Regions from separate parts of the Mus musculus genome. Here all the other regions are linked to region 1. The links are chromatin loops, found by intact Hi-C in ENCODE. Cell type or tissue: heart. All regions are shown on one strand.

Evidence for each region. A loop is a pair of places that touch in the nucleus more often than their neighbours do. Peaks named below come from ENCODE experiments on the same cell type or tissue, not always from the same donor. Only the 100,000 strongest peaks of a DNase experiment are listed, where the experiment ranks them.
Region 2: it touches region 1 in a loop (2.5-fold over the local background); 3 of 42 quality-filtered maps call a loop at or near these places.
Region 3: it touches region 1 in a loop (5-fold over the local background); 29 of 42 quality-filtered maps call a loop at or near these places.

What each region holds. Positions count from the first base shown.
Region 1 is chr17:24,650,930-24,658,929 of GRCm38, reverse strand. Npw (neuropeptide W) reads left to right here and starts at 378. Exons shown (of 2, transcript NM_001099664.2): 1 at 378-935; 2 at 1,426-1,601. The coding sequence starts at 505. The coding sequence ends at 1,525. In heart, CTCF peaks have their summits at 4,510 and 4,713 (motif pointing right); DNase peaks (open chromatin) are centred at 4,399 and 4,759; H3K4me3 peaks cover 2,226 bases; H3K27ac peaks cover 831 bases; H3K27me3 peaks cover 4,368 bases.
Region 2 is chr17:24,591,578-24,599,577 of GRCm38, reverse strand. It overlaps Pkd1 (polycystin 1, transient receptor poteintial channel interacting), which reads right to left. Exons shown (of 46, transcript NM_013630.2): 38 at 7,601-7,740; 39 at 6,855-6,967; 40 at 6,232-6,373; 41 at 5,977-6,102; 42 at 5,605-5,779; 43 at 5,200-5,490; 44 at 4,983-5,117; 45 at 4,601-4,906; 46 at 3,064-4,506. The coding sequence ends at 4,039. Tsc2 (TSC complex subunit 2) reads left to right here. Exons shown (of 42, transcript NM_001286713.1): 34 at 1-21; 35 at 223-298; 36 at 467-553; 37 at 1,208-1,394; 38 at 1,547-1,686; 39 at 2,295-2,373; 40 at 2,441-2,532; 41 at 2,625-2,723; 42 at 2,812-3,762. The coding sequence ends at 2,973. Among named protein-coding and RNA genes, the nearest start is that of Tsc2, 37 kb to the left of the region's middle. In heart, a CTCF peak has its summit at 3,694; DNase peaks (open chromatin) are centred at 2,647, 2,907, 3,297, 4,387 and 4 weaker places.
Region 3 is chr17:24,536,135-24,544,134 of GRCm38, reverse strand. It overlaps Gm33508 (predicted gene, 33508), which reads right to left. Exons shown (of 3, transcript NR_169077.1): 2 at 6,126-6,199. Among named protein-coding and RNA genes, the nearest start is that of Gm33508, 6.2 kb to the right of the region's middle. In heart, CTCF peaks have their summits at 3,550 and 4,980 (motif pointing right); a DNase peak (open chromatin) is centred at 3,554.

The DNA of each region.
Region 1 (8,000 bases):
AGAGGTACAGCCCTCAGGGAAGAGTGGCCCCACGCGCAAAACTGCCCTATGCTAGCCCACCAGAACTCTGCTGTCTCCTCTCCTTAAGTGCTCCAGTTGAAGCAACTCCTACCAAGGGGGCATCCTTTTGCCCCTGGCAGCCCATTCTTGTATTCTGAGACCGTGGTACCGGAACTCCCTCCTTGACAGTTCCCTTTCTGGGGGCGAGGAAAGAGTAAGCAAGGAGATCCCCCACTAGAGCTTCAAACACAGTCCAGCTTGCGAACTACTCATTGAGAGGCTTCTAGCTGCCTGGGTTCCCTCTTCACCTCCCTCTCCATCCTCCTCTCCCTTGGGTGAGTGCGACATGTGCGGCGGGGGCGATCCGGGGCGGGGCCACTGAAAGGCTGTAGTCGCACCAACTGACTGGTCTTCTCCATCCTCTGGAGCTCCGACGTTCTCGTTCTCGGAGACATAAACCCAGTTCTTGTCCTAACCCTCCAAGGGGCAATTGACGTGAGCGCGCTGGCGTCTAACAGAGAAGTGCGGGGCCCTGGGCCCGGGACTCCCAGGAACCGGCCCCTGCTGCCCCTGCTGCTGCTTCTGCTCTTGCTACCGCTGCCCGCCAGCGCCTGGTATAAGCACGTGGCGAGTCCCCGCTATCACACAGTGGGTCGTGCCTCCGGGCTGCTCATGGGGCTGCGCCGCTCGCCCTACCAGTGGCGCCGTGCCCTGGGCGGGGCTGCTGGACCCCTCTCCCGGCTCCCAGGACCGGTCGCCCGCGGCGCTCTCCTGCTTCCTTCCTCAGGGCAGGAGCTGTGGGAGGTACGAAGCAGGAGCTCACCTGCAGGGCTTCCCGTCCATGCACCCTGGAGTCCGCGGGACCTGGAGGGAGTCCGCCAACCGGAGCAGTCGCTAAGCCTTCACTCCTGGATCTCAGAGGAGCCCGCTGCTAGGTAAGTAGGAAAGAGAGGAGGTGGGCGTGGCATCTGGCAAGGGAATTTCCAGGGGTCTTAGACCACACAAGACCGCGAGCCTATGGGTACTGGTGGGTTTTTGTTGTTGTTGTTTTTGTTTTTTCCCTTTTTCTTGTAGCTCAGGCTGAACTCCTCCTGATCCTTCTCCCACATACCAAGTGATAGGATTACAAGTGTGCACCACCACACTCGGTTTACGTGGTACTAGAAATGGAACCCAGGACGTCACATATGCTAAGCAAGCACTCTGCCTACTGAGTTATACCCTGTTTTCCAGCCCCCCCCTTTTGATATTATGCTTCCCTATCTTCCTGGTTGCTGATTTTACATGTGTGGGCCACTACGCCCCCCCTACCCATTCTGTTTCCCATCACGTTAGGAGAATTTCCCAGAGTTCCTTCCATATCAACCTGAGGACAGAATGGAGAGCCTTGCCCCTGTCTCTAGAGTCCTGCTTTGTTCTTTCTAGAGCCTTCGGAGAGACGCTTCGTGCCCAGCCATGGTTCCTGCAGCAAGTCATCTTTGCCGATCCTGTCAGGCCCAAGAACCGATGGCGCCCCCATGCTTGACCTAGGCAGGAGCACAGCTTGAAGCTCCAGTCAGGCCTCGTGGTCTGGTCAATAAAACCAACCTGATTCCTGCGCCCCCGCGTGTGACCCTTTTTCTCATTGTGTACTTAGCATCTAGCTTCAGAGCGCACATAGCTGCGCGCCTACGCCCTGGCAAATGTCAGGAAGCCCTCCCTGACCAGACCAGCTCATCCGTTTGTCCTTAGGGACAGACACAGTGCGGAGAGCAAAGCTGAGATGCTTCCGGGGCCTTGGCTTGCTTCCTCCGTATGTTCCCTTCCCTGTTCATGTGTGTTCAGGGTCCCGAATATGATGACCCACCCACCAAACTTCTACCGGGATCAGAGCAAGACACCCCTGGGTCTGGCCAGACCATCGAAGCATCCAGGAGGGAGAAACTAGGGAGTGGAGTGTTCAGGTGGCCCTCACTCTGTCCTCTGTCCTGATTGCTGAGACTTTTCTGCAGTGTGAGCTTTGCCTCTGGCCCAGGCAGCACACCAGGATTTCGCCCACTTTCTGGTATTAGTTTTAAGCCTGAATTTCCTTGAATCCTTTCCCTCCCGTCAGCATCTGGAGAGCAAGCAGAAGGCGCCGGCTTCCTTTATAGCCAGGCTTCCACTCTGAAGGAACCCCCCCCCCCCGCAGCCCCCACTCCCGGACTCTCATTCTCCTCTGCATTTCCAGTCTTTTGCTCTGGTCCCATGTGATCAAGCTGTGTATCGAAGCACAGATCTATAATTCTTGTACTTGAGAGGCTGAGACAGGGTGGTTGCTGTGAATTTGAGACCAGCATAATTAACATAGTAATTTCCAGACTAGCTTGGGACAGAACACACACACACACACACACACACACACACACACACACACACACACACACACACACACAGAGAGACCACACTCACACCCATGCATGCACATCTTTGGGCTTCATCCAGCTTCACACAACTAGACCCCTCACCCTCTGCTGCATCTCCAAACTTCTAGCATCTGTCTTTTCTCAGACCTAAGTGCTGGGACTCCTCAAATCTCCCTCCCCATCTGCTGTTGGAATTCCCCTGTAAACATGTGGTGAGCTCCCCTCTAGATCCACTTCCCAAAGGCAAAGAACAGGTGGACCCCGACTGCTGCCCCACTCAGGCCACTCCTGACCCACTATGTCCTCCTACCAACTGAGAGCCCTCCTCCCTATAGGTCAGCGCTCCACGCCTTTAAAAGATTTAAAAAATTATATGTGTTGCCTGCACGTATTCAAGCGTAACATGTGCAGGCAGTGTCTTGGGTGCTAGAAGAGGTCATTGGATCTCCTGGGACTTGAGCAACAGGTGGTTGTGATGTGGGTGCTGGGATTGAACTCGGGTCCTTTGAGAGAGTAGCAAGCACATATAACTCCTGAGCTTTGTCTTTGCCTCCTGCATTTTATAATTACATTTTGTTTATTTATTTTTGTTCTCTTTGTTTCTTTCTTTTTTTTAAAGATTTATTTATTATATGTAAGTACACTGTAGCTGACTTCATACACTCCAGAAAAGGGAGTCACATCTCGTTATGGGTGGTTGTGAGCCACCATGTGGTTGCTGGGATTTGAACTCATGACCTTCGGAAGAGCAGTCAGTGCTCTTATCCACTGAGCCATCTCACCAGCCCTGTTTCTTTCTTTTTGTCTTTTTTCTTTTCTTCTCTTCTCTTTCTTCCTTCCTTCCTTTCTTTCTTTCTTTCTTTCTTTCTTTTTGTCTTTTTTCTTTTCTTCTCTTCTCTTCTCTTTCTTTCTTTCTTTCTTTCCTTCCTTCTTTCTTTCTTTCTTACTTTCGTACTTTCGTTCTTTCTTTCTTTTAGACAGGGTTTCTCTGTGTAGCTGTCCTGGAACTCACTCTGTAGACCAGGCTAGCCTCAAACTCAGAAATCCGCCTGCCTCTGCCTCCCGAGTGCTGAGGTCTTTGTTTCTTTCTTGTGAGTGTGTACACACTTCCGGAGGTCAGAAGACAACATGCTAGAATTGGTCCTATCCTTCTACCATGTGGGTCCCAGGGGACAAATTTGCAGCCATTACCCACTGAGCTATATCAGCGGCTCTACACTTTTTGTTTATCTTTGTTTTTAATCTATTCATTTATTTGGGGTGTGGGTACACGTCTTCCAAGGCACCTGTGTAGCTGCCAGAGGTCATCTTGCAGGAGTTGGCTCTTTTTCCACTCTGTGGGTCCCAGGGATCAAACTCAGGTTATATGACTGCCTTATCTCTCAAGCGATCTTGTGGGCCCAAAAATGCTGCCTTTCTCCCAGTTCTTTTTGTTCAGTTGGTTTGGTTTGGGTTTTTTTTGTTTTGTTTTTGTTTGTTTGTTTGTTTGTTTGTTTTTTTAGAGACAATGTTTCTCTGTGTGTAGCCCGGGCTGTCCTGGAACTCACTCTGTAGACCAGGCTGGCCTCTGTAGATCTGCCTGCCTCTACCTCCTGCCCCCTAGGACTAAAGGTATTATTTATTCATATATTCAGCTCTCTCTCTATTTTGGCTGTGATTTGCAACAAATTTAACCTTTCAAAACATCAGTGTCCTGACCTTGTCATTCCCAGGTGTACAATATCCCACTGGCTCCCCACTGCCCCTGGGGTGAGCATAATGCTCTCACGCTCTCTGCTCGGCTACATTTGTTCTCTGTCCTTCCTACCTCCTGCTAGATGTATCCTGAGCATCCTAGAGAGTACATTACAAAAGACTCTTCAGGCTTCTTTAAATGATCCTTTAGGGGCTTCTCCAGCTCTGGACCTCTCTTGCTCAGGCCAAGGTACACAAACCTCTGTTTCCTTGGGTCTGAGCAATGTTTACCCAGTGCTTGCCAGTGCCGGTGTGGAACGCCAAGTAGCTGGCAAATGTTTGGTCACAAGGGCTGGGGACTTGGTTTGGTTGCCTAGACCAATCTCATTCTAGAGAAGTGGGTGCCAGGGCCCAGGGTGAAGGGCAGAGCTAGCTGAGTCCTATTAGAGGTCTTCTCTTTCTATTATTCCCCAAGGCTTGCATTCCTCTGCTTGAGTGGTGTAACCAGCAAACAAACAAACCCACAGAAGTGGAACTGGTCTAAACTAAGGAAGTGAAGTATGAGGTGGATCTATCTATCTGCCTGCGATGTGTCCCACGCACCCCTAACCTTCCAGCCCCTGTCCTGCCCCGCGATGGAGCAATCACATTTCCTTCCGCCAGGTGGCGCTACGCAGCTATCGTCGGCCGTCCACTGCCAAGGAAGGGAAGGGGGCGGGGTGAGGTTTCCAAATTCTTGAAGGTGGTCAGTTTCCTGTTCCTTCTTTCCACCCTTTCTCTCCCTGCCCTGTCCCTTTTCTTCCGGATTTCTGTACTTTCTCCTTTCGTAACGCTGATCACGCCTGCTCCAATTTGGGGATCCAAAGAGAGGCGTGATGTAGTTGGAGGGAGGCCTTAAGCGAGACCTGATAGATGTAGGCAGGGCCATTACTACCCATTAAGGTAGCTGCGCTTTTCCAGGACGATCCTAGCCTTTACCAGGTGTCAGAATACGGGCTCCTCCCCTGAAACAGGGTTTCCCAGGTCCCACACACACACAGCCTTGGCGCTTTCAAGAAAGATGCACATACATTTTTTAAAATTTATTTTTTATTTTTTATTTATTTATTTTTTATTTTTATTTTTTTGTGGTGTTTCGAGACAGGGTTTCTCTGTATAGCCCTGGCTGTCCTGGAACTCACTTTGTAGACCAGGCTGGCCTCGAACTCAGAAATCCGCCTGCCTCTGCCTCCTATTTTTTTTTTTTTATATATATACTGTTTAGTGAAAAACCCTCTGTCTCACTAGGGGTGCAACAGGGCACCTCTGTTGCCTTGGATAATCCAGAGGAGGGAAGGACTGCTATATCAGTTCTTTGTCACACAGGTGAGCCATTTGTATAGCAGGTTGTAGGGTGGGTGAAGCCTGGTGGGGAACATACCCCTAAGCATCCCATGCTGTCTCAACCTTCTTGGATGTTGCCGGCCTGGGGGCTAGGTTTCCCCACCTTTTAAAGAGGAAGAAAGATAAAGCCCTCTGGACTCTTAAGGCCTCACTAGCCACCTGCCTTCCTATCCCATTCTCTGAGGTGCTAACCTCATGGGAGGGTATACCTTCAAGTCTCGTTCTGTCTCAACTTGCACTGTACCTGCCTCTCAGGTCCACGGGGGTTTTCTGTCTGCCTAAAGCCTTGGAGGAAATTAGGGAAGAAGGTCCAGGAGGTGTGGTCTTTGAGAGACCCCCACCCCTGCTGCACCAGGCTTTTTCCTCTACCCCTGTGCCTGTCACCAACTCCCTCTTGAAAAAATGGTCACCCTTGGTCTGCCCTGGCTGTTTTCCTTTCTTTCATTTTTGATACAGGATCTCATTGTGTAGTCCTGACTGGCCTGGAACTCACAGAAATCCAACTGCCTCTGCTTCCCTAGTGTTGGAACTAGCCACTAGACCGAGCTCTGTTTTATTGTTTAAATGGGCTCTTTCTTGTCCAGTTTGGTTTGTGAGGTGTGTGTATTTTAATCCTGTGTCTGTGTAGGGGTATGCATACATGAGTGAAGTTGCCCACGAAGACCAGAAGAGGGTGTTGAATCCCCCTAAAGCTGGAATTACAGAGAGTTGTGGGGTATCATGTAGGTGCTGGGAACCAAACAGAGGGTCTCTGCAGGAAGAGTAAATACTCTTAACCACTTAGCCATCTCTTTAATCAGTTTTGCTTGTTTGTTTGTTTGTTTGTTTTCTTGAGACCGAGTCTCATGTAGCCCAGGCTGGCCTTAAAGTCACTATGCAGTTGAAGATGATCTTGATTTTTTTTTTTTTCCTCCCAAGTGTTCAGATTAGAAGCATGCCCAGCGGGTTTGTGGAATGGTCGAGATACAACTTAGGGCTCTTTGCATGCTGAGCAAGCACTCTAACAGCTCAGCTACATTCTCATCCCTGAGTTTGTTTGTGTTTGTTTGTGAGACAGTCTTCCTGTAGCTTAGGCTGGACCCCTTGGATTATGAATGGTTGTGAGAGAGGCGTTGGATTCCATTATGGATGGTTGGAAGCTGCCTGAAGGCTGCTGGGAATCAAACCCTGGTCCTCTCAACAGAGGCACCATCTCTCTGGCCCCATTGTTTGCTCTTGTTTTTGAAATATTCTATCCAGGCTGGCTACAAAGACCACAGAGGTGCTGACTTCTGGTGGCGGCCTGGCTTCCCTTCCTTGCTGTTTCACACTGCTGGTCCAGGCTTCCTTTGTGGCTCAAGCCCACTGATGGGCTAAGACTTCCTTTCTGTCACCTTCCTTGGCACTTTCCAGCCCTTTCGCTTTAGGAACTCCTTTGCTATTACTCTGTGACTGCAGAGCTGTATCATCCTTGGCTCCTGGCCCCTCTGAGACTACATGTTCCTGCCCTTATTCCTCCCTCCCCCAAGCCCCCATCCTATTTTTAGTCATGGGCTGAGTCTTTGGTGACAGAGAGCCAGTGAAGGGCCCGAGGTTGGGGTGGGAAAAGGTCCCCTACCTTCCTCAATTCCTGGCTTAGAGATCTCCCATCTTGCCAACCTCTTTAGTGTGACCACAAAGATGCTGTTAGCAGGTCTGGCAGGTTCCTGGTTATTCTGGGGATAACTTCCAAGTTTCACACGGATGGGATATACATAGTTTATACACATTAACCATCTCCATGGGCAACCAGCATTACGCCAGGCTCAGTGAAACCAATCCTAAGCTAGAAAGACAAACTCTTTGGATAAGCAGGCAGACAGATAGATGGAAGTGGTCAGTCAGGCCTGTGGCAGCATCAGCTAGAATCTGAAGAGAGGGCTGGAGGCAGGGAGCAACAAAGTATCCTCAGCCTAAGTGCCTTTTAGGAGCAGCAGCTAGGGTGTGGGTACCCAAGGGGCTGCTGCTGAGAGGTGGGTCCTAGTGCTTGGGTGGGGGTTGAAAGCCTCAGCTAAGGGTTCTGGAGAGAGGGGAGGGAGAGGAGAACACTGAGCTAGGACTGCTTCTCCTATCCACATGGGGAACTGTCTGAGCTGGCTGTACCTGACGCCGGGGGACCAGGTAAGTGAGGAGCTGTGGGCTGGGGAGAAGCAGGCTGTGGGTAAGCCTGGATCTCAGCTGTCTTATGTGTTGGGAGGATGCTTCAAGGTGAAAGTGCAGTCTCACAGTACTGGACTCTAGCAGAGGGTTTTCTCTAGGCCTCAGTTTCCTGATCTGTAAAATGGTCAGTTTTCTCTAGGGCTGTTTTTTGGAAAACCATATAGGAATGCATAAGGGGTTTTCAGTGGGACTATTTTCCTGTAAGAGTAGATGAGAATTTCATCAATTGTAAATCTAAGTGCATTGGGACTATAGACTTAGGAACCGGCGTTGGGAGCCCTGTGGGGCTTAATTTGGGACAGCTGATCACCACCTAGAGCTCAGGGACCAAAGTCCTCAGTACGGTTCATACTAGGTCAAGAGGAAGACAGCACACACCTC
Region 2 (8,000 bases), 59 kb after region 1:
GGTGCCAGGCATCAACCCTAGGTGGGCACAAATCCCAGGTTGCTACCAACTCCAGGGGATACACTTTCTTCTTGGCTGGAGCTCCCATACACTGCACGGGAGAACAGGCAGTCATGAATTGTGTCTTCCTGTAGCTGGTGGGAGCCATAAGGAGGGTGGGTCCTTGGCCGTAGAGTTTAGGTCCTGCCATCGGCCCCGCCCTGACCAATGCTTTCTCTGTAGCTTTGTGTTCCTACAGCTCTACCATTCGCCCTTTTTTGGTGATGAGTCCAATAAGCCCATCCTATTGCCCAATGAGGTAGGCCGGCCTTCTCTCTGCCACAGTAGGGGTGGGGTCACAGAGGGTCTGTCCCCTCTTGGGTGGAGACAATCATCCTGAGGACTGGTGCTATGTAGCTGTCTGGGTTGGTGGCTGGTGGCAGGGTAGTGTCTGCCCTGAACTCACATAGACTCTGTGTGCCTGCAGTCCTTTGAACGGTCAGTACAGCTGCTTGACCAGATTCCATCCTATGACACTCACAAGATTGCTGTCCTGTATGTGGGAGAAGGCCAGGTAAGGCCCTGGGGTCAGCATAGGACTACTGAGGCTCAGCAGTAGGTCAGAGTTCAGTCTCTGATTCTTTGATACTTTGGAGGACTGGGAGCTTGTTGAGTCCTGAGCCAGAAACACAGCCATGACAGGCCAATGGGTTGATATGCAGAGCTGTGAGAACTGCAGGGTGCATACATGCAATAGCAGAGTTCTGAGGTCCCAGGATGGGCCACTGAATGAGTGTAGCTAAGTGGCAGGACAGAGGGTCATCATGGACAATCTCACAGCCCAATATATAAACATGAGCCATACTTTTCTTATGAGGTAGGGACCCTGGACTACTTTGAGCCACCGTTATTAATGCCGGCATTTTGAAAAGTATCCCTCTGCTGTGTAGTGCCTTGATGGAGTTAGGTGATCACTATCCTAGCGAGAGGAATAGGATTGGGTTTGGTTGCAAGGATATGAAGCAGTGCTAAGGTTCTGGGTATGTTGATTTTGCTAGCTGAATGTATTACGGGTAGAGAAGGGAGGGAGGCCAGGTGGCACCCAGGTCTATAGACTGGACAGCTGTAAGCATGACAGTATTGAGTGGGGGATGGCTTTCCATCCGTGCCGAGCCTGCCAGGTGACTCTGAACTGTTAACTATTCTCATTCCCTGGATTTCCCCACAGAGCAGCAGTGAGCTGGCCATCCTGTCAAATGAGCATGGCTCTTACAGGTACACGGAGTTTCTGACAGGCCTGGGTCGGCTTATTGAGCTCAAGGACTGCCAACCAGACAAGGTGTACTTAGGTGGACTGGATGTATGTGGCGAGGATGGACAGTTCACCTACTGCTGGCATGATGACATCATGCAAGGTGTGTACTCCTCTAGGTAGGCCTGCTTCCAAGCCCTGCCTCTGGAAAAAAATCAGGAAATCTGGAGGGATACAGAGGTCTGAGCCTGGGCCCTAAAGTCCAGCATTTGGTGTCCTGTCCTGGCACCCAGTCCAGTGTCACCCACTCTACAGCTGTTTTCCACATTGCCACCCTGATGCCCACCAAGGATGTGGACAAGCACCGCTGTGACAAGAAACGGCACCTGGGCAATGACTTTGTTTCTATCATCTACAATGATTCTGGTGAGGACTTCAAACTGGGCACCATTAAGGTGAGTGAGATTTCCATGTGCGATTGCCTAGGCAATGGCTGTGCTCTGCCACTGCCATCACCAGACTCAGCAGCAGCCCAGGCGGTCTACAAAAATGCCTGCTGATGTATTTTGAAGTGGCCTTGAGTGTCTTGGGAGGGTACACTTTTGGGAGCCCCATGCACTGGGACAGGCTATCAGAGACACAGGAGACATGATCACAAAACCTTCCTTCATATATAGGATGAGCTGTGGCCCTCAAGACTAACTAGGTGAATATGTCCTGGTGGGTGTACAGTGCTCAACAGGAGTGTACTGTCTGCTTACAGTGGCTTTTAAGGGTCCTTGTTGGACACATTGTAGCACACTTGGGTCTGCACGTATCACAACTGAGAGGAGATGAGGCAGGGCTCTGGGAAGCTAGTGTAAGGGCCCATGGGCAGTATCGTCCTGGGAGAACACCCTCAGCTCTGTCCTTAGGCACAGTCGGAAGCCTGCAAGGCAGGGTGTATGTTTTATGCTAAACACATAAACCTGCATGTTTAGCCAGAGATGTCAAAGGCAAGTGGGGAAGCAGCGTGGCCTTCAGCACATGCTCATGCCGGGTGACTTTCCTCTCCTTTGGGCAGGGCCAGTTCAACTTTGTCCATGTGATCATCACACCGCTGGACTACAAGTGCAACCTATTGACCCTGCAGTGCAGGAAAGGTGAGGCCCAGGCTGGGTAGGGTGGCAGTTTTGGCCTGAGCTGGGTATGAGCATTGTGTCTCCACAGACATGGAAGGCCTCGTGGACACCAGTGTGGCCAAGATTGTGTCTGACCGCAACCTGTCCTTTGTGGCCCGACAGATGGCCCTGCATGCAAATGTGAGTGGTGGCGGCAGCCTGGGGAGATAGTCGTGTGGGCGCTCCCTGTTGTGATGGAGCTCACTGTCACCATCCTGCTCTGTCACCTCCAGATGGCCTCACAGGTACACCACAGCCGATCCAACCCCACTGACATCTATCCCTCCAAGTGGATCGCAAGACTCCGCCACATTAAGCGTCTCCGCCAGAGGGTAGGGAGGACAGGCTTCAGAGATGCGATGTCTGAGTCTGGTTGAACAGAACTTCCGGACTCACTGCCAGAGCTTTCTCTCTCTCTAGATCCGTGAAGAGGTGCACTATTCCAACCCAAGCTTGCCTCTGATGCACCCTCCAGCCCACACCAAAGCCCCAGCTCAAGCCCCTGAGGCTACACCCACCTATGAAACAGGCCAGCGGAAGCGCCTCATTTCCTCCGTGGATGACTTCACAGAGTTTGTGTGAGGCCAGCAGATCCATGACTAGAGTCCTGTGGCCAGCCATGTAGCTATCCTGACTGTACTCCTACATGAAATAAACTGCACACGCACATCTGGCCCGTGGAGTTCAGAGAGCAGCACAGACAGCAGTCAGACAGCTTCTTTATTTGACTTTGTCTTGTCTGTTTGGGGTTGGGGCAGAATCCAGGCTAGAGCTGCAGATGAGCCCACAGAAGCAGGCAGGTGCCATCACATACATTCTCTTTCCCCCACCCGCCATGGGGGCAAGCCCCATTGGTGGGCTTGTCCAGTAACTTCTTGGCATCTTTCATCCCACAGTAGTCCTGCCCTTGCTCAGATCTGAAACCAGCAGATCTGCGTGCTGCCTGGCCCCAGACAAGGGAGGAAAACAAGGCCACGGTGGCCCCAATTGCTGTCCAGCACCTGCCCGAGGCCAGACTCGGATCCAGTAATAGCTGCAGCTTCCCCTGTACCCCTGCCCTGGGTAACAATGGACCCATTTTCAGCCCAAGTAGAAAATACTGACATACAAAAATATATACATTTTAACCCCATATAAATTATTGATGGTGGACATAGAAAGCAGATGGTAGCTAGAGGGCAAGTATGCTGCAGAAACAAGAGAGGTAATAACTTAGGGGACGGATAAAGGAGAAGTGTAGCTTAGCCCTCCCTCCAGCTTAGATTTTTAGCAAGAGGAGATGGCCACCTAGGGGTAGAGCTGGGCGCAGCCCGCTGAACCTGAGGACTTGGGGGGAGGGGGGGCGAATAAATTAGCATCTTGGAGGCTGGGTACTCACTTGGTCCAATACTGCTGTGTCCTCCTGTGGGGAGGGGACCCTGGGTCCTGGCTGGCCACACAGCCTTTTTAAAGTGCAGAAGCCCCATATGTGGACAGGTAAGGAAGGCAGCAATACCTGTACCCAAAAGAACTGGCATGCAGCCGTTCTGCCTGGCCCAACCTAGAGGGCAGCAGAAGGTAATACTGAGTGGTGTCCACCCTGGCTCTGAGAGGCCAGTGTGAAGCTCAGGCATTCCCAGGGAAGGGAATGGCCAAGACCCCTAGGGCCTAAGTGCTGCTGGGGTGGACCTTGTTATTAGGCCACAGGGACACCCTGTTGGGGCCTACAGTCTGATCCAGCCCCTGACTGGCCCGAGAAAGGCGGCTGGGCAAAGCTGGCTGAGAGCCTGGGAAGCAGCCAGGGGAGGGAGAGGAAGGAGGTCCATTGTGCCCATGGCCTTGAAGGCTCTGGAGTTGTTGCTCCAGCTGGTAGACGTCCTCTGTGGCCTGGTTGAGTCGGTCAAACTGGACAAGCAGACTTTCAAACACAGCATGGAGGCGAGAGGGCTCTGGTTCCAGCTTCAGCGTCGAGCGGCTTAAGCTGGCGCTCGGCCCGTCTGGTTGGCTGGACGAGGTGGATGGGTGTGAAGCTTCTGAGCCTGAGCTAGGTGGGAGCACAACTGGGGATGACTTGGAGCCCCTGGATGAGCGGGAAGGCAGTGGATCCATTCCTTCAAAGCGGACTTTGTGGCGGAACTGGGGGCGGCACAGGGGCTCGGTCAGTCCGGCTGCACCCTGGGCTCGCGAGACCCAGGGTGTGTCCCTCTCCCCCCCACTGGGCCGTACCCACCTCCTTGACCTTGCTGAAGCCCATCCAGAGCCGAAGCCTACGCAGGAAAAGCTCCACCATCTCATAGTCCTGGGGTTCCCATGCTGGGCGGTAGAGCTCGCCACGCAAGGCGTGGTACCGCCAACGCAGGAGGATAGCCCCTAACCTCAGGGCACCCCACACTCGCAGAGCCCAGAGCCCCACACACAGCAGAGGGGACAGGTACCAGGACTCTGAAGGGCACAGAGTGGGGACCCTCGCCCCAGGGCACAGCACCAGGAAGGCACGGGCCATGTTGTAGAGAGTGTCAGCACCAGAGGAAATAAGCTATGGAAAAAGAGATGCAGGTGAAGGCATAGCCTGGGGGAGGCCCTTCCCTGGGATACCACAAACAGCGACCTACCAGGATGGCCATCTGTGCATAGGCCACACCAAGCAGCACCAGGCCCAAGGTGGCTCCCATGAGCTCGGGCAAGGCCCGACACAATGTCTTGCCAAAAACAGACCACTGGCGCACAAACCGCAGCTGCTGGGCAGCCTGTGGATAGGAGGCAGTCAGCTTTCTCCCCAGCCATGGCAGTCTGATCCTAGTCACCACCAGACCCCACCTTTGACCTCACCTTGACCAAAAGCAGGAAGAGTAGTGAAGCTGCCAGGCCACGGGCCACAGAGCCCAGCTGAGCCACTTGGTCGAAGCTAGTGAAGTGGCGTGGATGGTCCTGCACAAAATGGGTCCACTGGCGATCAGCAATGCCCAGCTGGGCCAGGCGTACAAGCCCTGTAGCTGCTGTCAGTATCACCAGTAGGCACCGTGCCCAGGTGTCAGGCCTTGCTGTGCACGCACACCCATCTTTGCGCCAGGTCTGCACCTCGGCCATGGAAAAGTATAGGGCAAACAGCAGCAAGCACACCTGGGGGTGGGGGGAGGAGGTTGAAAGGAGATACGTGACGGGTGTTGTCAAGTGTTCAGATTCCTGTGGGCATGATCAGGATCCCGAGGAAAGATGTCAAGTAGAAAGGCATACCGAGGTGAGCAGTGGTAGAGACAGGCCAGTGCTGAGTCGCCGTAACGCAAATGGGCGGACACTGAAGGCAGCCAGTGCATGGCCGGCTACAGGGAACTCGAGGCGCAGTGTAACAGCAGCATGGAGCCCCACAGCAGGGCTGTAGCGGGTGAGTTCTACAAACACTGCACGGCTCCTGCATGGAGGGTGCTGTCAGCATGAGGGGCCGTGTGCACAGGAGCATAGGATACAGGACACGGGAGACACCGGAGGGAGGGAGGGAGGGGCACAGGGGATTCAGGGCTAGGCATGGGGGCAGCAGGCTACAAGTGAGGCTCAGAGCCTGCCAAGGGAGTGGCTACTTTCCTACCCATTTCCCAACTCAGCACCCACCTGCTGTCAAGCCAGTTGTGCAGCTGCAGGAAGCCCAGTCGTGCACGGCTCTCCTCCAGACTCAGTCCTAACTCCTGTATGTAGCCCCCACTGTCATACACTGCACAGTAGCCCCAGTACCAGGCGCTGTGGAGACAGGGCAGGGTTGGAAACTCCCTAGTCCTGAGAGTATCTGATAGGCATGCCCCCAAGGGGGCCAGAAGATTCTCTGGAGAACGTCACCCAGGTGGGGCCTTAGGCTCTTGTTCTACTCACCCCAGCAGGTCCGGTGCAGAGTAGGCCCATGTCTCAGAGCCATTTTGCACCACACTCTGCCAGCCAATGCCATAGTCACTGGTGCTCAAGCTTCCTGCCGCTGAACACATGTGCTCCGAGCTAGAAGGGTCTGGGCAGAATGCTAGAAAGCAGAGAGCCAGGACTCAGGACATACCCAATGGGTGACTCGCTCTTCAACTGAGCGGAGGTCCTGTGCTGTGACCTCCCCAAATCTCCTAGCCAACCATGAGGCAATTATGATGTTATAAAAAAGCAAAAGAAGGGGCTGGAGAGATGGCTCTGCGATTAAGAGCACTGACTGCTTTTCTGAAGGTCCTGAGTTTAGATCCCAGCAACCACGTGGTGGCTCACAACCATCAGTAATGAGATTGGATGCGCTCTTCTGGTGTGTCTAAAGACAGCTGCAGTGTACTTACATGTAATAATAAATAAATCTTTTTTTAAAAAAGGCAACAGAAGAAAACTAACGAGGACAAAAGTTATACAGTTAAGTAGAGTTCAAATAGCTCAGCTGCAGGTTGCTAAGGAAGCAGAAGGATGACAGAGCATGGACCACCATCCCCAGCAGGGTGACAGAACATGGACCACCATCCCCAGCTTACCTTCCTGCAGTCGCACCTGCCGTAGCCGTGGAGGGCCCAGCTCAGGGCTAGACTGGTTCCCATGGACATAGGGCAAGAACACATGTGACATCCATGGCCAGAACTCATCAGACCTGCCAACAATAGTCAGTAACTGAGATCAAGGCTGTCAGGGTCCAGGAAGTGCTGCTGTAGCAGCAGGAAGGGATAAAGCTGGGCCCATGTTTCCCTACTTCTGGACTGATGTCATTTGGGACAGATAATTGCCCTGATATGCTGTGTACCACAGAAGACTAAGCAGTGTTCCAATTCCCTACCCATTGGGTATCCCAGCACATTTCTGATTCTGACCACCAAGCAGTATCTAGATCAGGCATCATTTGCTTCTCTGGGCCACACAGAGGTTTCCATTACACGGGTTCATTTTGTATGACATTGTGACATGTTGTTGTCTATAAAGATCATGCTTGAGAGCTATACAACTGAATTTAAACGGAATCAGAAATAAAAAATAACAACAACAGAAAAAAAAACCCATAAAACATCTCATGCTTTAAATAGAAAATGTATGATTCTGTGTTAGGACTCACTCATAGCTACCCCAGGTTACATGTGGCTCATGAATTGTAGGACACCCTTGATTCTAGACACTTCCAAATATTCCCTACAGGGTGGGATGGACTAAAGACAAAACAAAAGTGGGCATTGGTGGGCATAAGTGCCACCCTGTCCCAGTGCATGAATGTATGTGTCCTGAGTGTCCCTACCGGGTGATGGCCAGAAAGGCTTGGCTATCCAGCTCCTGCTTGATGGCGCTCTGCAGGCGATAGGCGTGACCATGGCAAGAAGCATCCCCATAGTTGGCCAGCAGCGTCACCAGTAAGAAAAGCATGTACACCAAGAGTCTCTGGGGGACAGGGATAGATGGCTGATCAGCTGATCCCATCCCACAGGGCTAGAGCATGGTTTTAAGACTACCCTTGTTGGGTGTCTATACTAAGGAATGGCAGTATCATCCTGTGGTCTTATAGTCCTATGGCTAATGAGCCTCTTGGGGGAAGACACACAGATGCTGTAAACTAAAATGGCTGTGCCTAGCACCCTATAAGCTAGGTGGGGGCAGGAATTTGAGTGTACATTGACACCAATAGGGGCAGCAGGTGACAG
Region 3 (8,000 bases), 110 kb after region 1:
CTCTGGCTATCCTAGAATTCACTATGTAGATCAGGCTAGCCTCAAACTCCTGGAGATCCACCTTCCTCTGCCTCCCAAGCGCTGGGATTAAAGGTGTGTGCCACTATACCCAGCTTCTACCCCCTCTTTATGGATCTCCTTATGTGGACCAGTCTGGCCTGGAATTGGAATACTGGGATTAAAGAAGCATGTCATGCAGCCCTAGACTAATCATCTCTAAATGACCTGAAAGTGGCTATGGTTGGATATGATACTGCATGCCTTTCATCCCATTTCCAGACAGTACGTTTTCTGGGTTTTTTTGTTTGTTTGGTTGGTTGGTTGGTTAGTTTTTTTGAGACAGAGTTTCTCTGTGTAACCCTGGCTGTTCTGGAACTCACTCTGTAAACCAGGCTGGCCTTGAACTCAGAAATCCACCTGCCTCTGCCTCCCGAGTGCTGGGATTAAAGGCATGTGTCACCACGCCCCGCTATTTTCTGTTTTTTTTTTTTTAATTTATGATTTGTGTGTGTGTGTGTGTGTGTGTGTGTGTGTGTGTGTGTGTGTGTGTGTGTGTACTCAGACCTCAGTGTACCCACAGTGGTCAAAAGAATCATTTGATCCTCCAAAATTGAAGTCAGTGTGCAGGAACCAAATTCAAGTCCTCTGCAAGAGCATACTTTTTTGTTTGTTTGCTGTTTGAGACAGAATTTCTCAGTGTAGCCCTGGCTGTCCTGGAACTCACTCTGTAGACCAGGCTGGCCTTGAACTCAGAAATCCACCTGCCTCTGCCTCTGCCTAAATGCTGGGATTAAAGGTGAGTGCCACAAGTGCCCAGCCTTTTTTTTTTTAAAGACAGGGTTTCTCTGCCTCTCCTAAGTGCTGTGATCAAAGGTGTGTGCCACCACTGCCTGACTACAACCAGTGATCTTAACTGCCAAGCCATCATTTTGTCCCCTAAGTTTTTAAAAGATGTATTGATTTATGTATAGGTGTGCCTGTAGTTTGCTCAAAGAGGCCAGAAGGCGTCAGACCTCTGAAACTAGAGTTATCATTGTCTGTGAGCTACCTGATGTGGATGCTGGAAACCAAACCAGAAACCCAGCAAGACCAGTAAGTGCTCTTAACCATTGAGCCATCTCTCTAGCCTAATAAGTATGGTTTGTTTTTTGTTTGTTTGTTTGTTTGTTTTGTTTTGTCTTAAAAACCATACATCTTAACCAGGCGTGGTGATGCACGCCTTTAATCCCAGCACTCGGGAGGCAGAGGCAGGTGGATTTCTGAGTTTGAGGCCAGCCTGGTCTACAAAGTGAGTTCCAGGACAGCCAGGGCTACACAGAGAAGCCCTGTCTCGAAAAACCAAAAAAAAAAAAAAAAAAAAAAAGAAAGAAAGAAAGAAAGAAAGAAAGAAAGAAAGAAAGAAAGAAAGAAAGAAAGAAAGAAAGAGGGTCTCACTGTGTATTGGCTCACTGTGTAGACAAGACTGGCTTTTTTTTTTTTCTTTCGAAAAAATTATACGTCTTTTAGGGCCTACAAGACTGTTCAGCAGGTGAAGGCATTCCTACACAAGCCTGGTGACTCTAGTTTGATCCCTAGGACCTATATAAAGGTGGGGAGACAGACTGACTCCATGAAGCTGTCTTCTGACATTCACACAAATACCCACACACATCATACACATTCTCACACATCATCATCATCATAATAAAGAAATGGAATTTAGCACTGGAGAGATGGCTCAGTGGTTAAGAGCACTGACTGCTCTTCCAGAGGTCCTGAGTTCAATTCCCAGCAACCACATGGTAGCTCACAACCATCTGTAATGAGATCTGATGCACTCTTGTAGTGTGTCTGAAGACAGCTATAGTGTACTCATATAAATAAAATAAATAAATCAAAAAAAAGAAAGAAAGAAAGAAAGAAAGAAAGAAAGAAAGAAAGAAAGAAGGCATTTTGAAAAGAAAGTAGAAAATCACATTTAAGAAAAATAAAAAAAAAGAGGGTCTGGCGTGGTGGTACACACCTTTAGTCCCAGCACTCAGAAGGCAGAGGCAGGTGGATTTCTGAGTTTGAGGCCAGCCTGGTTTACAGAGTGAGTTCCAGAACAGCCAGGACTATACAGAGAAACCCTGTCTCGAAAAACAAAAAACAAAACAAAACAAAAAAAATCCAAACAATTGAATTATTTTTTTTACACAGACACTTTTAGTTTTGTTTTATACACATATAAGATTTCACTGTGTCATCCTAGCTGTCCTAGAACTAGCTCTGTAGACAAGGCTGGTCTTGAACTCAGATCCACCTGCCTTTGCAAAGTGCTGGGATTAAAGGCATAGTATATTATGTACGTCTAGATTCTATTAATTTTTTTTTCTTTTGCTTTTTCAAGACAGGGTTTCTCTGTGTAGCCCTGGCTGTCCTGGAACTCACTTTGTAGACCAGGCTGGCCTCGAACTCAGAAATCTGCCTGCCTCTGCCTCCCAAGTGCTGGGATTAAAGGCATGTGCCACCATGCCTGGCTCTATTAACTATTACTACTACTACTACTACTACTATTATTATTATTATTGGCTTTTTGAGCTGAGTTTCCCTATGTAGCCCTGGATGTCCTGGAACTTTCTCTGTAGACCACTCTGGCCTTAAACTTAGAGATCAGCCTGCCTCTACCTCCCAAGGCTAGGATTAAAGGCATAAACAGCTACAGCTGGTAATTTTTTTTTTGAAGCAAAGTTTCACTTTACAGCTCAGTCCGTGCTTGTAGCCATTCTCCTCTCTCAGCCTTCAGGATACTTGGATTACAGCTGTGTGCCACCATACCCAAAATATCGGGGTTTTAAAATAGATAGATAGATAGATAGATAGATAGATAGATAGATAGATAGATAGATAGATAAACAAACCATAGTAACTAATAATATAAAAGAAACCAGAAAGGGAAACAAAGAAACAAGAAAACCCGATCAGTTCAGGAAAATATTCAAACCAGAAAAAGAAGGAAGGAAGAGAAAGAGCAGATCAGTAGGGCCAACAAAACACACAAAATGAGTGGCTGGAAAGATGTTTCAGAGGTTAAAAGCACCGGCTCTTTTCCAGAGGACCCATCCAGTGGCTCACCATGGTCTGTAACTCCAGTTTCAGGAGATCCAACACTCTCTTCTGACCTTGTGGGACATATATCGTACATGGACATAAATGCTAGCAAAACACACATACACATAAATTGAACACATACACACACAAACACAGGAACAACAGGAAAACATGAACTAGGATCACAGTATTCATGCCATACAAGAAAATAGGCCAGCCCTCAGGAGGCAGAAATAGACAAATCTTGGAGTTTAAGACCAGGCTGGCAGGGTGTGGCGGCGCACGCCTTTAATCCCAGCACTTGGGAGGCAGAGGCAGGCAGATTTCTGAGATGGAGACCAATCAATATGAATGTATAACAGAGCTATTAAGTATATTCTAGAATGCAGATATTCCACAAGGTCAGAAGAAATTCTTAGGTAACAGCAAGGCAGCAGACAATACCCACTTTAGCACGCAGAGCAAGGCCTAGTGCAATAGCGCCCCTAGAGGTTCTTTTGTGCTCTTTACTCCTGGTCTTGGAGGCTACAGACACACCACCGAGGCTCTCCAAGGCCACCCTAAACCAGGAACTCCCACCTGAGCAGGAAGGCCTAGGAGTTCTCCACAGACAGAAGGTCTCTACAAAGCTATACATCCCAATACTAAGTGACAATGAGGATCAGGTATGCTTTTGTCTTGGCTGATGTATTCTCACTATGGTTTCATGGATGTATAAAAATAAAAATACTAAAAATAAAAATAAAATAAAATAAAAATACTAAAACATTTCTGTGGCCTGACTTTCCCTGGGGACTCTATTTCTTTTCTTTTTTTTTTAACAATTTTTTTAAAAGATTTATTTATTTATTATGTGAGTACACTGTAGCTGTCTTCAGACACTCCAGAAGAGGGCATCAGGTTTCGTTATGGATGGTTGTGAGCCACCATGTGGTTGCTGGGATTTGAACTCGGGACCTTTGGAAGAGCAGTCGGCGCTCTTAACCACTGAGCCATCTTTCCAGCCCAGGACTCTATTTCTACACCTCAGATAGGGAGGGTAGTAATAGACAGACACAGGATTCCCCCCAAGTCTAGCTGGGTGGGATCAATAAATGTAACTGTGGTTACTAATAGACCACGAGCAACTTAAAGGTAACTGTGCCCCTGTAAGAAAGAGTAAGAGTCTTTTCTCCCAGAATATGAGGGACTGTGTGTGTCTTGTGGAAGCTCTCCCCAGCGCCTCTCAGGAGGAAGTGGTATAGGGACCCAGTCTTGTGAGCGTTTCCTGACGATAATCATAGCTGCTTTGACTTCAAGATTGTGATGGCCATGTTATGCCCAGATGAGAAAGCTCCATATTATTAAACTGTATGCTCTCCTTGTGTGCATATGTGTGGTGTGTGCATGTGTGCATAAGTGCATGTGTGCATATGGACACGCCTCTGCTGCTTGCATCCCCCTAGCACTGCCACCTCCTCCCAACCCCCTCACAGGGTCTCACTATGTCCTGGAACTAGGTGCACCAGGCTGGCCATGAGCTCACAGAGATCTGTCCACCTCTACCTCTGCCTCCTGAGTTCTAGGATTAAAGTTATGTGCCACCACTACCAAGCTTGTTATTATTATTATTATTATTATTATTATTATTATTATTATTATTATTGTTTGTTTGTTTGTTTGTTTGTTTGTTTTTTGAGACAGGGTTTCTCTGTGTAGCCCTGGCTGTCCTGGAACTCACTTTGTAGACCAGACTGGCCTCGAACCCAGAAATCCGCCTGCCTCTGCCTCCCAAGTGCTGGGACTAAGGGCGTGCGCCACCACGCCCGGCTATTACTATTTTTTAATTATTTATTTGTTTTTATTCTATGTGTATGAGTGTTTTACCTGCATGTATGGAAGTGTATCACATTCATGCAGTGCACACAGAAGCCAGAAGAGGGCGGTGAATCCTCTGGAAAAGCAAATACAGACCCCTGTAAACTACTGGAAATGGAACCCAGGTCCTTTGTAAGAGCAGCAAGTGTTCCTAAGCTTGGAGTCATCTCTCCCGTCCTATCCTAGGTTTGGTTTTTTTTTGTTTGTTTTTGTTTTTTGTTTGTTTTTATTGTTGTTGTTTTTTGGTTTTTTGGCTTTTCGAGACAGGGTTTCTCTGTGTAGCCCTGGCTGTCCTGGAACTCACTCTGTAGACCAGGCTGGCCTCGAACTCAGAGATCCACCTGCCTCTGCCTCCCAAGTGCTGGGATTAAAGGCGTGCGCCACCATCACCCGGCCTATCCTAGTTTTTGAGACAGTCTCTCATTGAACCTAGAGCTTAATGTTTTAGCCAGACTAGCTTACCACTGAGTCCCTGGAATCCCCCTATTTCCATTTGTGAGCTCCAAGGTTACAGCAGACACATAGTGCTGAGTCAGCCCCCCTCCCCCTCCCCCTTTAATATGGGTGCTGGGGTCAGAATTCAGGTCCTTAAGTTTGCTAGGTTTACACAGTGCACATTAAGCCATCTCCCTAGCTCTTCAACTCGTATACTTTAAACATATGCAATTCTCGGGTATTATATTACCTACATATCCATAAAACTATTTTTGACAAAGCCAGGCAACATAGGCCCTGTATCAAAAAGCACCTCCCTTCTCCCCCTGTAAAGAAAAAAAGAGAAGACACCATTCCTAGAGAAGCCAGTCATTGTTGGCTCTAGGGATTATGTGGTAAAGCAAAGAACTATTTGGTCAGTTTGTGATAATGCTTCTATCTCCTATGTTGTTTGAGAATGTGGATCCATAAGACCCCACTCAGGCTCCTCTGTTGACAAGAGGGTCCCACTCAGGAACTGAGAGCCAACTGCTGAGAACTGGTCCCTGACTCCATAGGAGTACAGACTTAGGGACCATGGCCCCCAAGAACACAGAGAATGTGGGTTTTATTTTCAGTGCTCAGGATAGAATCCCGTCCTGCTAAGTGCAGCTCTGCTTCAGTTCCACTCCAGTCCTCTGGCTGTGGCTGTGCACATCTCGAGTGTGGTGAGCGCCTCTGCCTCATAAGGCACCGTGGTCTTAACCTCCAAAGGAGCAACTCACCTGTTACTGCCAGCCAGCAGGACACGAGGGATACCAAATTAGGGCCACCAAGATGAGTAGACTCCTGGGAGTATCTTTTCAAGAGAAAAATAAATTTGGAATATATTTGGACCGTTTACATCTGGGTGCCAGAGTCTCTGACATCACCTCTTTTCTAGGGTGACTCAGTGTTCTCTCTCTCTCTCTCTCTCTCTCTCTCCTCTCTCATACAATTCAGAGCTGTTGCAGTTCTTCTGACGTTTCCATGGCAACTTTCACAAGGATTTCATAGAACATAAGGTGTTTGAGCAGGAAGGGCCCTTGGAGAGCAAATCCTCCCCCACATTTTATGGAACAGGAAGTTAGGGCCAGAGAGACGATGCCAAATGCCCAGGGTCACACAGCAAGAAAGGGACCTCTGCCCTCTGGCATTGAGATAGCAGGCAGCTGAGTTGCACAGGGTTGATTTCTCTGAGAACACAAGTGTTGGGGGCTTTGCTTCTGCTTCCCAAAGGACCCCTGCAGCCCAGGCTAACTTTCTGCTGCTCAATCCTAGCCAGAGGGGAAAAGAGTGGGCAGCACAAGGGTCTGCTCCCAGCTGGGTACAGAAGCTGGGGGGGGGCACTGGAGAACATCCAGGTGCAGGAAGCAGGGGCAGGAGTGTGAGGGGGGGCACTGGAGAACATCCAGGTGCAGGAAGCAGGGGCAGGAGTGTGAGGGGGGGCACTGGAGAACATCCAGGTGCAGGAAGCAGGGGCAGGAGTGTGAGGGGGGGCACTGGAGAACATCCAGGTGCAGGAAGCAGGGGCAGGAGTGTGAGGGGGGGCACTGGAGAACATCCAGGTGCAGGAAGCAGGGGCAGGAGTGTGAGGGGGGGGCACTGGAGAACATCCAGGTGCAGGAAGCAGGGGCAGGAGTGTGAGGGGGGGCACTGGAGAACATCCAGGTGCAGGAAGCAGGGGCAGGAGTGTGAGGGGGGGGGCACTGGAGAACATCCAGGTGCAGGAAGCAGGGGCAGGAGTGTGAGGAGCAAGGTTCTAAGCAGAACCTGCAAGGTCAAGGAGATGGCTCGCATTCTTGCCTGTTCTCCAGCGTAGTCCAGACTCTGGGCTTGGGGTAAAGCTAAAAGCCTAGGGGGAATGAGAGAGACAGGCTAGGCTGGGACTCCCTGGACATGCTATATTAGGGCATCTCCCAGGAAGACCAATTAGAAGTTTGCAGGAGTTGAGAGGCATGAGAGACCAAGGGCAAGGGCTCAGCGAGACCTGGGTGGCTCCACTCACTTGGAGACAAGGACATGTGCTGCACCTCATCTTCTTTGTATTCTAAGGCTGAAGTCTGGACCACACTTTCCAGGGGGCCAGTTCAGGGACTGGTCCCTACAAGCTGTGCTCAAGTTTGAAGATCTCAAAGTTTGGAGGGCTCTAAAGCCAGACTAAGGCTGTCACATCCTTTCTTACCCAACTGGCTCCTAGCCTCAAGCTTGCTCTGAGCTGCAATTACTCATTTATTGCCATGTAACAAACATCTCCCAAATGCTTAGGAAACTATGGTTTTAAAAGGCTCGCCTCTAGAGGAACATGGCGGCCTGCTAGAATTGCAGCACTTGGAAGGCTTGAGGCCGGAAGATTGTGAGCTTGAGGCCAGTCTGGTCTTCATAGTGAAACCCTCTTGTATATGGCATCATCTCCTGGGCTCCTGTGTACTCAGCCTGAGTGTTCTCTCATCATGGTACCCAGATCCTGAAAACCACTGTCTCAGGGTGCAAGAATCTGGGATCACTTCTGCCCAGGTTCAAGGGGAGGAGACACAGACCCACTCTATCACCAGGGAAAATACCAGCACCCTTGCCATCTTGTTTGTTTCCAAGACAGGGTTTCTCTGGATAGTCTTGGC